3 separate regions of the Homo sapiens genome follow, and all the other regions are linked to region 1. Evidence: chromatin contacts called from ENCODE Hi-C or POLR2A ChIA-PET data. All regions are on one chromosome and are shown on one strand. The core of a region is the stretch at or near the end of the contact, and the rest is flanking DNA. Distances in the headings are between cores, read along the strand shown.

Region 1 (4,018 bases), core at 879-3,378:
GGCGGGAGAAGCAGAGGCATCACTGGGGCCCCAGAAACGCGTGCCTGCCCCGGATGCACACTACACCTGCGCTCAGCCGGCCAACCAGGAACCGGTGGAAAAGGCTTTTGTTGCAAAGAAACCGGTCTAGAGGCTCAACAGGGACGTGGGGCGGCGACCACAACAGACGTGAGCAACCGAGCTTCTCCACAGGCGGGAAAGAGGGGAAGGGAGGGTGGGCTGGGTCTTGGTTCTGCCCCAAATTCCATTTTGAGCAGTAAAGGTCTCAGGGCAAAGAGGAAGACAGGCAGCCGAGGAAAGGGGCTGGGGTGGGTCAGGGTCTCACAGCCACGGCTCCTGGATGGCTGGTCCGGCCTCCGTCCCCATCCTTTCCTGCCAGTGGCTGCAGCCCCAGAAGCTCAAGGGACTCAAAGTGCCGACTGTGGGCAGAGGACAGTGGTGCTGGGTGGGCGTGTGGGGCTGCGGGCAGGGGAGCCCAGCAGTGGGGAGGCAGCCCCGGGCCTGTGCCAGCCCTGCTCACTTGTCCAAGCTCAGAAACTTGAACCTCAGCCCACGGGGCTTATCCCCGAACACTCCCTCCATGTCAGTGGGACTCTGCTCCAGAACATTCTGCAGGCATTCCCACCAGACTTTTCTGTCCTGTGAGAACCTGGGCCCTGCTTTCCCCGGCCCATGATCCCAGTGGCCCCTGCCCTCTGCTTGCTCCTCTCCTGGGTGACCCCAATCCTCAGCCCAGGGCTCTGGGCCTTGTGTGGAGCCGGGCCCCTGTCGCTTTCTTAAATTCAAACAAAACTGAGGGAGGAGCAGGGCGTGGAGTCTGGTCTCCTCGTGGTTCTCTGCGGCAGCTCACCTGGGTCAGCCGCCCGGAGACACCTTTGCTCCAGGAAAGGGCAGGTTTTCTGAGAGCCTAGCAGCAGGGCCAGTCTATCACCAAGTCCAGCCTCTTCTCTCCTTGGCTGGTACACAAACTTCAAGTGCAGGTCAGTAAAGTCCCCAAACTATCACGGCCCAACCGCTGGCCTGTTTGCTCCCAGGACAGACAGGCAGTGCTATGGTTCCACGTCCAAAAAAAAGGCACTGTTTAACCTCCGCCTCTCCAGGGCGATCCCTTTTACAAAAACCACGATGACATGGAAAGATTTGTAAGAAGATGCTGAGTCAAAGAACAGACCTCAAAATCATGTGTCAGCCCTGCTAAAAGTTTATCCACCATAAGATAAAGACAAAGGAATCACAGAAGCCCACATGCTGTCTCACACGGGTGATTTAGGGTGGAGGGTCCCGCGGGTGCTGGTGGACACGGACCCTCACACGGGTGATTTAGGGTGGAGGCTCCCGCGGGTGCTGGTGGACACGGACCCTCACACGGGTGATTTAGGGTGGAGGTTCCTGTGGGTGCTGGTGGGCACGGACCCTCACACGGGTGATTTAGGGTGGAGGCTCCCGCGGGTGCTGGTGGACACGGACCCTCGCAGGGGTCACTGAGGTATTTTCTTTAATTTTCTGTGTCTTCAAAGGCAGCTCTAAAGAGCACTGGAACTCTCAACATGTTACAGGTTTAAGAAGAGAAAAAAGGTTTCTCTCTTCCTATCACCAGAAGAGCCCGACCCTTGGGGTTTTCTTATTTTCTGGCAGTAAAGTGAGAATTTAGTCAACAGCCGCTCCCGGGTGGTGCCTCTGCCCTGGGAGGAGGGGGACGCAGAGGATCTGTCCCATTTTTCTCCCCTCCCCTGATTGCTGCTGCTGAGACCTGAGAGGCCCGAAATGGCCTCACTCCTCCCCCAGGCTTTTCCCAATCAGCCTCCAGGTGCCTGGACTGCCCTGTGGTGTGGAGGACCCCTGGCGGGGCGCAGGGAGAGGGGGAGGGGTCACAACCCAGAAAGGCATCAGGGAAGAAGCCGAGTGGAGGAAGTGTGGCCGCCGCCCAGCCCCAATCTGCTCACAGAACCATCCTCGGGCAGCCTTGGGGGATGGAGCACCCAGAACTGCCTGGAGGAGAAAAGCGTGAGCTAAAGCCACTCCCAGGAAGGCCGGGCCAGAGGCTGTGGAGACTCGGATCCTGAGGCAAAAGGAAGCCGAGTCAGGGACGCGCTTCCTTCCCCAGGGCTCGTCCCCAGCGCCACCCGCCCTTCTCTAGAGCCCCATCCCCAGCGCGAACCTCCAGGAGGAAGCAGCAGTCACCACGCGGGGACAGAAGGGGGAGAGCTCGAGCCAGGGCCCAGCGATTGGAGTCCGCGGAACGCAGGGACATGAAGTCCAGCAGAGAAAACTAAAAACTGGCAACACTTCCATGGATAAAAATTCAGCCTCTCCCTCTACAATAGCAACAAACCCCAAACCAGGAAACAGAGACCCCTGTAAATAACCCACCAAGATAAATTCCACACCCTCCACCAGTGTTTCAGGCTACAGGGTGGGATATGCGGGGAGGTGGCGGAGACCCATCTTGAATCAGAAATTCAAGGACTAAGTGCAAAACTGGACCCTAATGGGGTGGGTCTAGAGCATTGAAGAAAGTGCATTAGTGCTTGGCTAGGGCTGGCAGGTGGCTGTTAGATGAGGTGCGCCCCTGGGTGCAGGAAGTGTTTTTTGGGGGATGACAACTTCCTAACATTAGATGGTAGTGGTGACTGGTGATTGTACAGCCCTATAAATTTGCTAAAAAAAAATTGAATTGCACATTTTAATAGGTGAATTGTATGGCATGTGAATTATACCTCAATAAAGCTTTTATATAAAATTGGATCGATTTAACTAAAAAAAGAAATTTTAAGAAGAGACAAAATTGGTTGGGTGTGGTGGCTCATGCCTTTAATCTCAGCACTTTGGAAGGCTGAGGTCGGGGGGGTGGATTGCTTGAGCCCAGGAGTTCGAGACCAGCCTGGGCAACATGTCGAAACCAGTCTCTACCAAAAATAGGAAAAAAGTAGCTGGGCATGGTTGTGTGCACCTGTAGTCTCAGCTACTCAGGAGGCTGAGGTACAAGGATTGCTTGAACCTGGGAGGCAGAGGTTGTAGTGAGTGAGCCACTGCACTCCAGCCTCAGGAACAGAGTGAGACCCTGTCTCAAAAAAAAAAAAAAAAAAAAGGAACAAAATATATGAAAAATGAAGACTAAATTACAAAATCCTTAAGAGAAAATGATTTTAATTAAAAATTTAATAAGGGACACTGAAGAAAGGAAAATAGAAATTATATAATGAAAGAAGTGAAAAGGGTTAGAAAGACTAAGAAAATCTAACCAACATAGAATTGGAGTTTTTAAAACACAAAAAACAATAGACATAGCTAGTATTTAAAACGGACGCCTACAGGTGCGTCCCACGGGGGATGGGGACACGGACGCCTGCAGGTGCACCCCCACGGGGGGACGGGGACACGGACGCCTGCAGGTGCACCCCACGGGGAGGACGGAGACATGGATGCCTGCAGGTGCACCCCCACGGGGAGGACGGGGACACGGACGCCTACAGGTGCACCCCCACGGGGGGGACGGGGACACAGACGCCTGCAGGTGCACCCCCACGGGGGGACGGGGACACGGACGCCTGCAGGTGCACCCCCACGGGGGGGACGGGGACACGGACGCCTGCAGGTGCACCCCCACGGGGGGATGGGGACACGGACGCCTGCAGGTGCACCCCACGGGGAGGACGGGGACACGGACGCCTGCAGGTGCACCCCCACGGGGGGGACGGTGACACGGACGCCTGCAGGTGCACCCCCACGGGAGGACGGGGACACGGACGCCTGCAGGTGCACCCCCACAGGAGAACGGGGACATGGATGCCTGAACGTGCACTCCCACAGGGAGGACGGGGACATGGACACCTGCAGGTGCACACCCACAGGGAGGACGGGGACATGGACGCCTGCAGGTGCACCCCCATGGGGAGGACGGGGACACGGATGCCTGCAGGTGCACCCCCATGGGGAGGACGGGGACACAGACACCTGCAGGTGCACTCCCACGGGGGGGATGGGGACACAGACGCCTGCAGGTGCACTCCCACGGGGG
Region 2 (4,018 bases), core at 569-3,068, 240 kb after region 1:
TCTTCTAGAAGAGAGGAGGGTGGCGGTAAGGCTGGAAGGGGGAAGAAAATCTGTTTCCCAAAGCCTCCAGGTGATTCAGCCAGAGTGAGACCAAATGGCTTGGGTCTTGGGTTTTCAGCTTCCTCACCTGTGCGGTGCAGGTGACAGCACCCCACTTCCTACTCTGTGGGCAGGTAACACCTGCGTGCTCTGAGAAGGGGAAAACATCTCCACCCTCCCCAGAGGCCTGCACGGCCGGAGGTCACAGTGAGGCGGCCACACGCCCCGGGCTCTTGCTCCGAGGGGACGCTGTCCCAACAAGAGGCCCCCTCACAGTCTGTCCTGACCCTGGCTCTGTGGCCCCTCCTTCTCCTTGATCAGGCCCCTCCCGGGTCTACCGGGATCTCTGGCTGCCCCCCGACCCCCTGCTGCAGCCCCAACCCTAGGTCTCCACAAAGACTTCGGGATGCCCCGTGAGCCCCTGGGTCCTGGACCCCTCTTCCTCCTCCAGCCCCTCCTCTCCCAGCTGCTCCTGGCTGCCCTTTAATTGCTCAGAGCTGTTCAGCAACCTGGCGCGTAGCTGGTACATAAGTGGCTGTTGGTTGGAGTCAAGTGAGTGATGGGGAGATGCTAAGAAGAGTGAAAGAAGCCTCGGCACCCGCCGGGAGCAGGTGCTGGGGGTGTGAGTGCCGCTGAATGAACGCGTCCTGGGACGGGATCCTGAAGCCCACCCTCCCGCCGGGCCCCCACAACCCAGAGCGCACACCAAACTTTCTACGTGTCTTTCCCGGTCAGCCTGAGCCCAAACCACCCATGTCCCTGAGCTTGTCCTTGTCTGAAAGAGGAGGGAAGTGTCTGTGTCCTCAGGAGCCCCTGGCCTTAAAGATAGGCACCCTGGCTCTGGCAGGCAGGTGGCCCCTGGCAGCCTCGCCCACGCCCGCGGTGACTAGCTCTCGGGCAAGCGATGCAAGTGCAGAAACCAGCTCTGTGTGGTCAGTGCCCCGGAGCTGCAGCGGCAGCAGAGGTCGGAACACCTTCCTCTGTGGGCACGCCACGGAAATTTAAAGACACAGGGTGCTCTTTCGCAAACTGGGCTCGTTGATTCTACAGGAGAAGGTAACTATTATTGAGTTTCTTCTTTTTCAGAATGAGTGGCATCCAAACCTGACTCATATTTCCAACTTTATTAATTTTTGCAAGACTTCGGAGGGTGCTCTGTGGCGATTAATATTGCTGAGCTGAGCACAGCTGCAGTACTTTCCTGTAAAACTGACTAAAGGAGAAGTTGGTGTCTTCCTCATACAAGAAATACATAAATCAGTTAAAAATAGTTCTCCGAGCGGATATGATGATGTCGTGGCCGTCACAGGAAACACATGAATCAGCCTCATCCTCAGTTCCAGGGAAGTGGGGACAGTCGGTGGTCCTTGGACCCCTCTTGGGGCGCGTGGGTGAGGCAGGGTCCCTCTGGCTTTACCTCATACCCGGACTGGCAAAGCTGCCTGGGAGGACAACTAAAACCATGCTCCTTTGATTCTGTGGACATTGCTAATTGCTGGGCGTTCATTTCTTGAATTCAGACCTTCTCATGAACCAGAGGAGCTGGCTCAGAAAAATGCCGGTGACGCATGGGCCTGAACTGGTCAGTGCAGCTCAGAGATGCTCGCCGTGGGGGACGTGCAGTTTGCCTGTGGGCCAGTTGTCCACCCGTCACCGTTACCCCGCTGAGGAAGCTGTGGGTGCCACCCAGAGAGCTTGGGTACAACACGGTCTCTGCTTTACTCATAAAAAGCCAAGACCTATGTGGTCATGGAGCGTTAAAACAGAAATTTCACACCACGCCGTACGGTCCCCGAGGCCAGGGTGTTGGCACATTTCACATCCAGGAGGTGCCGTCGCTGTCACTGGCTCAGCAAAGCCAGTGCCGAAGCCACTGCAACTGCCTGAGGCCCAGCGGTGGCTGGGAGCCAATTGGTGTCACTCGGTTACCACAGGGAAGGAGACGTGGCTGTAGAGGCTTGTCGCAGGTCACAGAGAAGGGACTTTTGGGCTCCAGGCCTAGTGGGTTCGAGTCAGCACGGTGTCTTCCCCGACACCAAACCCAAGGACCCTCAGCACTTCCTGACCTCAGGTTTCTATTTCTAGGGTGGGGAGTAGAGGTGAAGGGAAGCAAAGTCAGAGTTGAATATAAAGCTCCAGAAAAACTCAGCTCAGAATTGACTAGAGGGTTGAGAGCCTGAGATCCCTAAGGGGACATGTCAACCCAGGGCAGCCGCTGAGGGAGACTGACATGGTTTCCATGGTCCTTCCACTGGGCTGGGGCCCTCCCTGGGGAGTCTGTGCTGGGCTGGACCTTCTTCCCTGCCAGTGGCCTCTCCTGGCTGGTTGGGGAGCTCCGGGGGAGCAGACGGCAAGAGTCTTGTTTGGAAACATGCCCTTCCCAGGAAATCCCCAAAACAAAACCTGAGAAGATCTCCTGGAAGCTCAAAAGCAATTTTCTTTTCATATGTCGGGCCAATAAGAGTTAATTTCACCCAGTTTCTATATTTTCATGGGTCCTTAGAAGCTTTCTGACCCTGTGCCCTGAGACTTAGGGTCTGATGGCTGAAGGAACCTTGGTCCCAGGTCCCTCTCCTGTGGAGGGGCCGTCAGAGGGAGAGAAGAGCTCGCCCTGGTTCACTTGGCCTGTCCTGAAAGAGAACCAGGAGGGAGAGCAGCCTAGCATGGGTGCACACAAGCATATGTACAAACATGTGCTAGGGCAACTCACACACGTCCACATGCATGCACATACACACATGCCCACACCCATGCACACTTATGTGTGCACACAGATTCAGACTGTACCTGTACACTTCCACACTTCCACATGCATGCACATACACACATGCCCACACCCATGCACACTTGTGTGTGCACACACAGATTCAGACTGTACCTGTACACTTACTTCCACATGCATGCACATACATGTCCACGCCCATGCACACTTGTATGTGCTTGCACAGATTCACACGTGTACATGCACACACACATTAGCATGTCCTTGCATATGCACACATACACACATCTGACTTCACATTACATACACACATGTACATGCACATACATGACACACATGGCTCGAACTGGAGGGGAGGGTCCCAGTTGCTCCCCTCGCCTGACCATCTAGTAAGTGTTGTGCCCCATGCTGCCCCATCCTGGGCTCCTGGCCAGGCTCTAAGATTAACTAGAGAGGCTCTGTCCCTAAGAAAGGTCATGCACTTCAGGGTAGGTAAGGTGGACAGGCAAGGCCTGGTGACCTCGGCCCATCCTTGTGCCTCCAGAAGCCGTAACTCACCTCAAAGAGGTTTTCCTGCTGGAGGGAACTATCTCTGAGCAACAGGGGCAGACTTCACAGCTCAGGCGCCCTCCTGAAGGTAAGAGGCACTGGGCTCGCCTATCAAAGACACTCTCCTGTCCCCGCAGGTTCCCATATGTCCCATCAGGGAGCTGGGCTCCAAAGTCTCCCGCCCTGCTTCTCCTAGAGAATGCAAAGGCTGCCTCTCTTCCCTCCCAGTGTAACCTGACCCTCCTCTGTGCCCCTTGGCCACCCTTGCATCCTCTAGCTCCTTCTGACACCTTCTTTTTGACTGTTCACAGAGGGCAGGATCTGAAGCCTGCAGAGGTGACCCTTGGTGCCTTGTGCAAGGCTGGCCAGCAAGTAAGCATGACTTTTGGCTCTGCTGCCAGCTGGGCCATTTGATCTACACACACTTTTCTGCCTCTACCTGGAGTTAGGCGAGGCTCTCTATAGAATGGGTACTTGTCAACAAAGTGGGCTTAGACTCCGGGCAGTAGCAGTTGAGGCAGGAGCAGTGGGAGAAGTCTGGGCTAATGGCAAGCACCCAGTCCCCTCTGTGAGCTGCCCACTTGTCCCAGGCTCTGCCATGGCCCTTCCTCTGATTTTTAGGAGCTTTCATGAGGCCTCGCACAGCCTGAAGGAGCAGAGCTTGTTGTGCTAATCCCCAGCATCCTCTGCAGAGTTCTCAACACCTTG
Region 3 (4,018 bases), core at 734-3,233, 190 kb before region 1:
TAAAACCTTTCGGTGGTTGTGGTTGGGAATACGGTCAGTGCCTCATGCAGCGTCACCTTCACTCGGGTGTGTAGCTGCAACTTGCACAGCTTCTTTCCCAGAGAAGTGGGAGGAGAGAAGCTTCCTTTGTGGGGCAGTTGGAGGCATTGGATGAGGGGTTTGTGACAGCCTGGAGCTGAGGAAGGAACGCCTGAGTCCCCTGGAGCAGGTGAGGCCCCTCCCGAGAGGGCAGAGGCTGCTTCCTGTCTTGTCAAGGACATAAAAAGATGATCGTCTAATTATTAAAGTAATCTGTATATATTTAGATAATAGAGCATGAAGTACAAAATAAAACCTTTGAATGCTTTCATCCCATGGGGGTGTGATGGCCCCTGTCTCCCTACCGGGTGGCGCCAACTCTGTCCATGGTCTCCCCGCGGGGCGGCACCAACTCTGTCCATGGCTCAGTTGCTGCACTCAATTCTTTGCACCACGGACCAGGAGATGGGCCTGGTGCGCCATTGTCTTCTTCCAAAACGAGATGACCTGGTGCGAGAGTGTCTTTTCTTTTTCTTTCTTTTTTTTTTTTAATTGAGATGGAGTCTCACTTTGTCTCCCAGGCTGGAGTGCAGTGGCACGATCTCGGCTCACTGCAAGCTCTGCCTCCCGGTTTCACACCATTCTCCTGCCTCAGCCTCCCGAGTAGCTGGGACTACAGGTGCCCGCCACCATGCTCAGCTAATTTTTTTTTGTATTTTCAGTAGAGATGGGGTTTCACTGTGTTAGCCAGGATGGTCTCCATCTCCTGACCTCATGATCCGCCCACCTCGGCCTCCCAAAGTGCTGAGATTACAGGTGTGAGCCACCGCGCCTGGCCCGAGTGTGTCTTTTTTTTTTTTTTTTAATTTTTTTAGTATTTATTGATCATTCTTGGGTGTTTCTCAGAGAGGGGGATTTGGCAGGGTCATAGGACAATAGTGGAGGGAAGGTCGCAGATAAACATGTGAACAAAGGTCTCTGGTTTTCCTAGGCAGAGGACCCTGCGGCCTTCCGCAGTGTTTTTGTCCCTGGGTACTTGAGATCAGGGAGTGGTGATGACTCTTAAGGAGCATGCTGCCTTCAAGCATCTGTTTAACAAAGCACATCTTGCACCGCCCTTAATCCATTTACCCCTGAGTGGACACAGCACATGTTTCAGAGAGCACGGAGTTGGGGGTAAGGTTATAGATTAACAGCATCCCAAGGCAGAAGAATTTTTCTTAGTACAGAACAAAATCGAGTCTCCTATGTCTACTTCTTTCTACACAGACACAGTAACAAACTGATGTCTCTTTCTTTTCCCCACATTTCCCCCTTTTCTATTCGACAAAACCGCCATCGTCATCATGGCCCGTTCTCAATGAGCTGTTGGGTACACCTCCCAGACGGGGTGGCAGCCGGGCAGAGGGGCTCCTCACTTCCCAGACTTGGCGGCCGGGCAGAGGCACCCCCCACCTCCCAGACGGAGCGGCGGCCGGGCGGGGGCTGCCCCCCACCCGAGTGTGTCTACCTGTCGTTTGTGGTGGGACATTTAGACTGCTGCCCTCCCAATTTGGTATTAAAACTCAATATTGCAAACAGTCCACGTAAAATTGTGTACCGTTCTGACTGATTTCTAGGGATGAGTTTCTACAAGTGGAACGCACGTTTTCAGGGTCTGAATGCAATTACTGGAGAGGCTGAACAAGTTGGAAGTTCTTTCCCCGTCTTTTCCAGTTGGGTCAAACCTTAAGAATGTTTGCCAACTTCGTTCAATGGGAAATAGTATCTGCTTTTATTCTTACTTTTCTTAGCAGCAGTACTGAGGGTTGCGTAGATTTTTGCCGAGCTTGGCTCTGTGGAGTGCGGTGCCTGTGGGCCAGGAGGCACCATCTGAGTACTTCTCCCTCCGTGGGGTCCTCCGGGAAAAGAGCGCGCTGGCTCGGGATCCCGGGCGGACTCCCGGCGAGACACCGCAGCGCCACCTAGTGCCGGGATGAGCAGGTGCTTTTCGGCCGAGCCAGTTTCCGTGCAGAACACCTGAGCCTGGGATCCAGGAGAGGTGGTGCCTGGGGGCGTCGGTGCCGTGGAGCCTTTCTCCCCCTTGGTCTCGCACACTCTCGCACACTGATTCTCAAGAGTGTTTGAGAATGGCGGATGCCGTCAGTGGAAGAGCTCTTACAGGTGCTTGGCCGGTTCCCTCGACACCTCCCAGACTCACCGCAGGTTCTGAGTTTCCTGTACTTCTCAGACCCCTTTTTGGTGAGGATTGTTCAGGTAAGGCCAGGGCTGCGAGGGGTCCTGTGCCAGCATTTGTCTGCAGTACAGGTTCGTTTTCTGCTCTCCAGGGAGGAGCAGCCTGCTCTAGCCCACTTTGCTCTCAGGATTGAATGCTTCTCCCTGTATCACTGGCGGCTCTACAGCTGCACCCGTCTCCCTTGATTAACTGAGCTTGCCAACATCCACAGCGCTGTAGGTGGTGCTTGGTGTTACAGTGTTGCTAGAACATGCAGATTGAGTGCTGCCTTAGAAACCCACAGGAAGGGGAACATCACACTCTGGGGACTGTTGTGGGGTGGGGGGAGGGGGGAGGGATAGCATTGGGAGATATACCTAATGCTAGATGACGAGTTAGTGGGTGCAGCACACCAGCATGGCACATGTATACGTATGTAACTAACTTGCACAATGTGCACATGTACCCTAAAACTTAAAGTATAATAATAAAAAAATTAAAAAAAAACCCCTTTAATAGATATGCCTTTCGCCAGGCACGGTGGCTCATGCCTGTAATCCCAGCACTTTGGGAGGCTGAGGCGGGTGGATCACCTGAGGTCAGGAGTTCAAGACCAGCCTGGCCAACATGGTGAAACCCTGTCTCCACTAAAAATACAAAAAAATTAGCTGGGCATGGTGGTGCGTGCCTCTAATTCCAGATACTTGGGAAGCTGAGGCAGGACAATCGCTTGAGCCCAGGAGGCAGAGGTTGCAGTGAGCAGAGATCGCACCATTGCACTCCAGCCTGGGCAACAGAGCAAGACTCCATCTCAAAAAAAAAAGAGGTACGCTGTATGCAGAAAAGTTGGAAATCTTGGCGTGGCGTGGTGGCACGCACCTGTGGTCCCAGCTATTCCGAAGGCTGGGTGGGAGGATTGCTTGAGCCCAGAAGGTTGAGGTTTCAGTGAGCTGTGATTGCGCCACTGCATTCCAGCCTGCACAACAGAGCAAGACCCTGTCTCAAAAAAAAGTTGAAAATCTTGAAACATAGAAGTTGGAAAAAGATATATAGGTAATTCTTATACACAGTGCGTGTACCGTGTTTATCTTCTTTGCACCGTTATGACTTTTAATGTGCACAGCATGATCTTAACAAGTCAGAGTCAGCACTGTGCTTTTTCACCTGATTTCATGTAACTGCTGATGAATGGCTCCGTCGTGTTCTGCTGTGTTTCGATACTGCACTCAGCTCTGTCACTTCCTGCCTCTTGTGAGCAGTCACGGACGCCTGGGTTTGGTTACAGACCCGTTCTCGTGTCAGGATTGTTTCGTGAGGATGGGCCCTTAGAGATGGACTTCTGGGTTCCAGGACACGAGAGTGGTGTTGGGGTCTGCACACCTGGTGGCTCTCAGCTGCTCTCTGAGCAGTGCTTTGGTGGCCGAGGCAGCCCCAGGAACACCCCACCCCCAAATTGGATTAAACATGGTGTCGCTGATTGCAGGTATTTAATTGGCATCACGCTGATTGCCCTCACCTTAGGTGTTACATACTCCGCTTCGTGACCTGACTCTGCGTGTCTGTGGGCTCCTTGGGGCCTTTTCTTCCCCACGAGTGTGAGTTTCCTCCGGTGAAGGGCGATGGGTATTGCCCCAGGTGGTTGTTGGCCTTTTCCTTTTTTTTTGGACCAAAGTTTTAATTTTAATGTCAAACCGTTTTTTTCTCCTTTATTTAGTTATTTTTACTTTTAAGCCTGCAGTCTTATTAAGAGATTTAACAAGTAGTCATTTATATTTTTCTCTACCG

What was found. Hi-C counts contacts between places; a loop is a spot of excess contacts on that map. ChIA-PET counts read pairs that join two places held with the same protein, here RNA polymerase II (POLR2A). Pooled maps may share reads with other maps.
Region 2: a pooled map shows a loop between it and region 1 (5-fold over the local background). The contact joins two enhancer-like sites. A Hi-C loop is called at or near these places in 13 of 50 pooled maps. POLR2A ChIA-PET finds 5 or more read pairs at or near these places in 3 of 52 experiments (activated B cell, activated T-cell and activated naive CD8-positive, alpha-beta T cell).
Region 3: a loop to region 1 is called in a pooled map of heart right ventricle, with 6 times the contacts of the local background. The contact joins two enhancer-like sites. A Hi-C loop is called at or near these places in 28 of 168 maps with a recorded cell type or tissue (A673, B cell, CD14-positive monocyte and 18 more), 27 of 37 single-sample maps with no recorded cell type and 37 of 50 pooled maps. POLR2A ChIA-PET finds 5 or more read pairs at or near these places in 2 of 52 experiments (CD8-positive, alpha-beta memory T cell and activated CD8-positive, alpha-beta memory T cell).

The regions. Positions count from the first base shown.
Region 1 is chr17:82,961,188-82,965,205 of GRCh38, forward strand. The region is part of intron 7 of QTGAL (queuosine-tRNA galactosyltransferase); the gene reads right to left. Among named protein-coding and RNA genes, the nearest start is that of QTGAL, 89 kb to the right of the region's middle. Within about 2 kb of position 2,129, at least 14 of the 41 ENCODE cell types and tissues checked have a DNase peak (open chromatin) inside an H3K27ac peak, as active enhancers do.
Region 2 is chr17:83,198,678-83,202,695 of GRCh38, forward strand. All of the region lies in intron 2 of LOC101929650 (a long non-coding RNA gene), which reads left to right. It overlaps LOC105371948 (a long non-coding RNA gene), which reads left to right. Exons shown (of 3, transcript XR_933965.3): 3 at 1,126-1,309. Among named protein-coding and RNA genes, the nearest start is that of METRNL, 120 kb to the left of the region's middle. Within about 2 kb of position 1,819, at least 30 of the 41 ENCODE cell types and tissues checked have a DNase peak (open chromatin) inside an H3K27ac peak, as active enhancers do.
Region 3 is chr17:82,773,173-82,777,190 of GRCh38, forward strand. The region is part of intron 6 of TBCD (tubulin folding cofactor D); the gene reads left to right. Among named protein-coding and RNA genes, the nearest start is that of TBCD, 23 kb to the left of the region's middle. Within about 2 kb of position 1,984, at least 4 of the 41 ENCODE cell types and tissues checked have a DNase peak (open chromatin) inside an H3K27ac peak, as active enhancers do.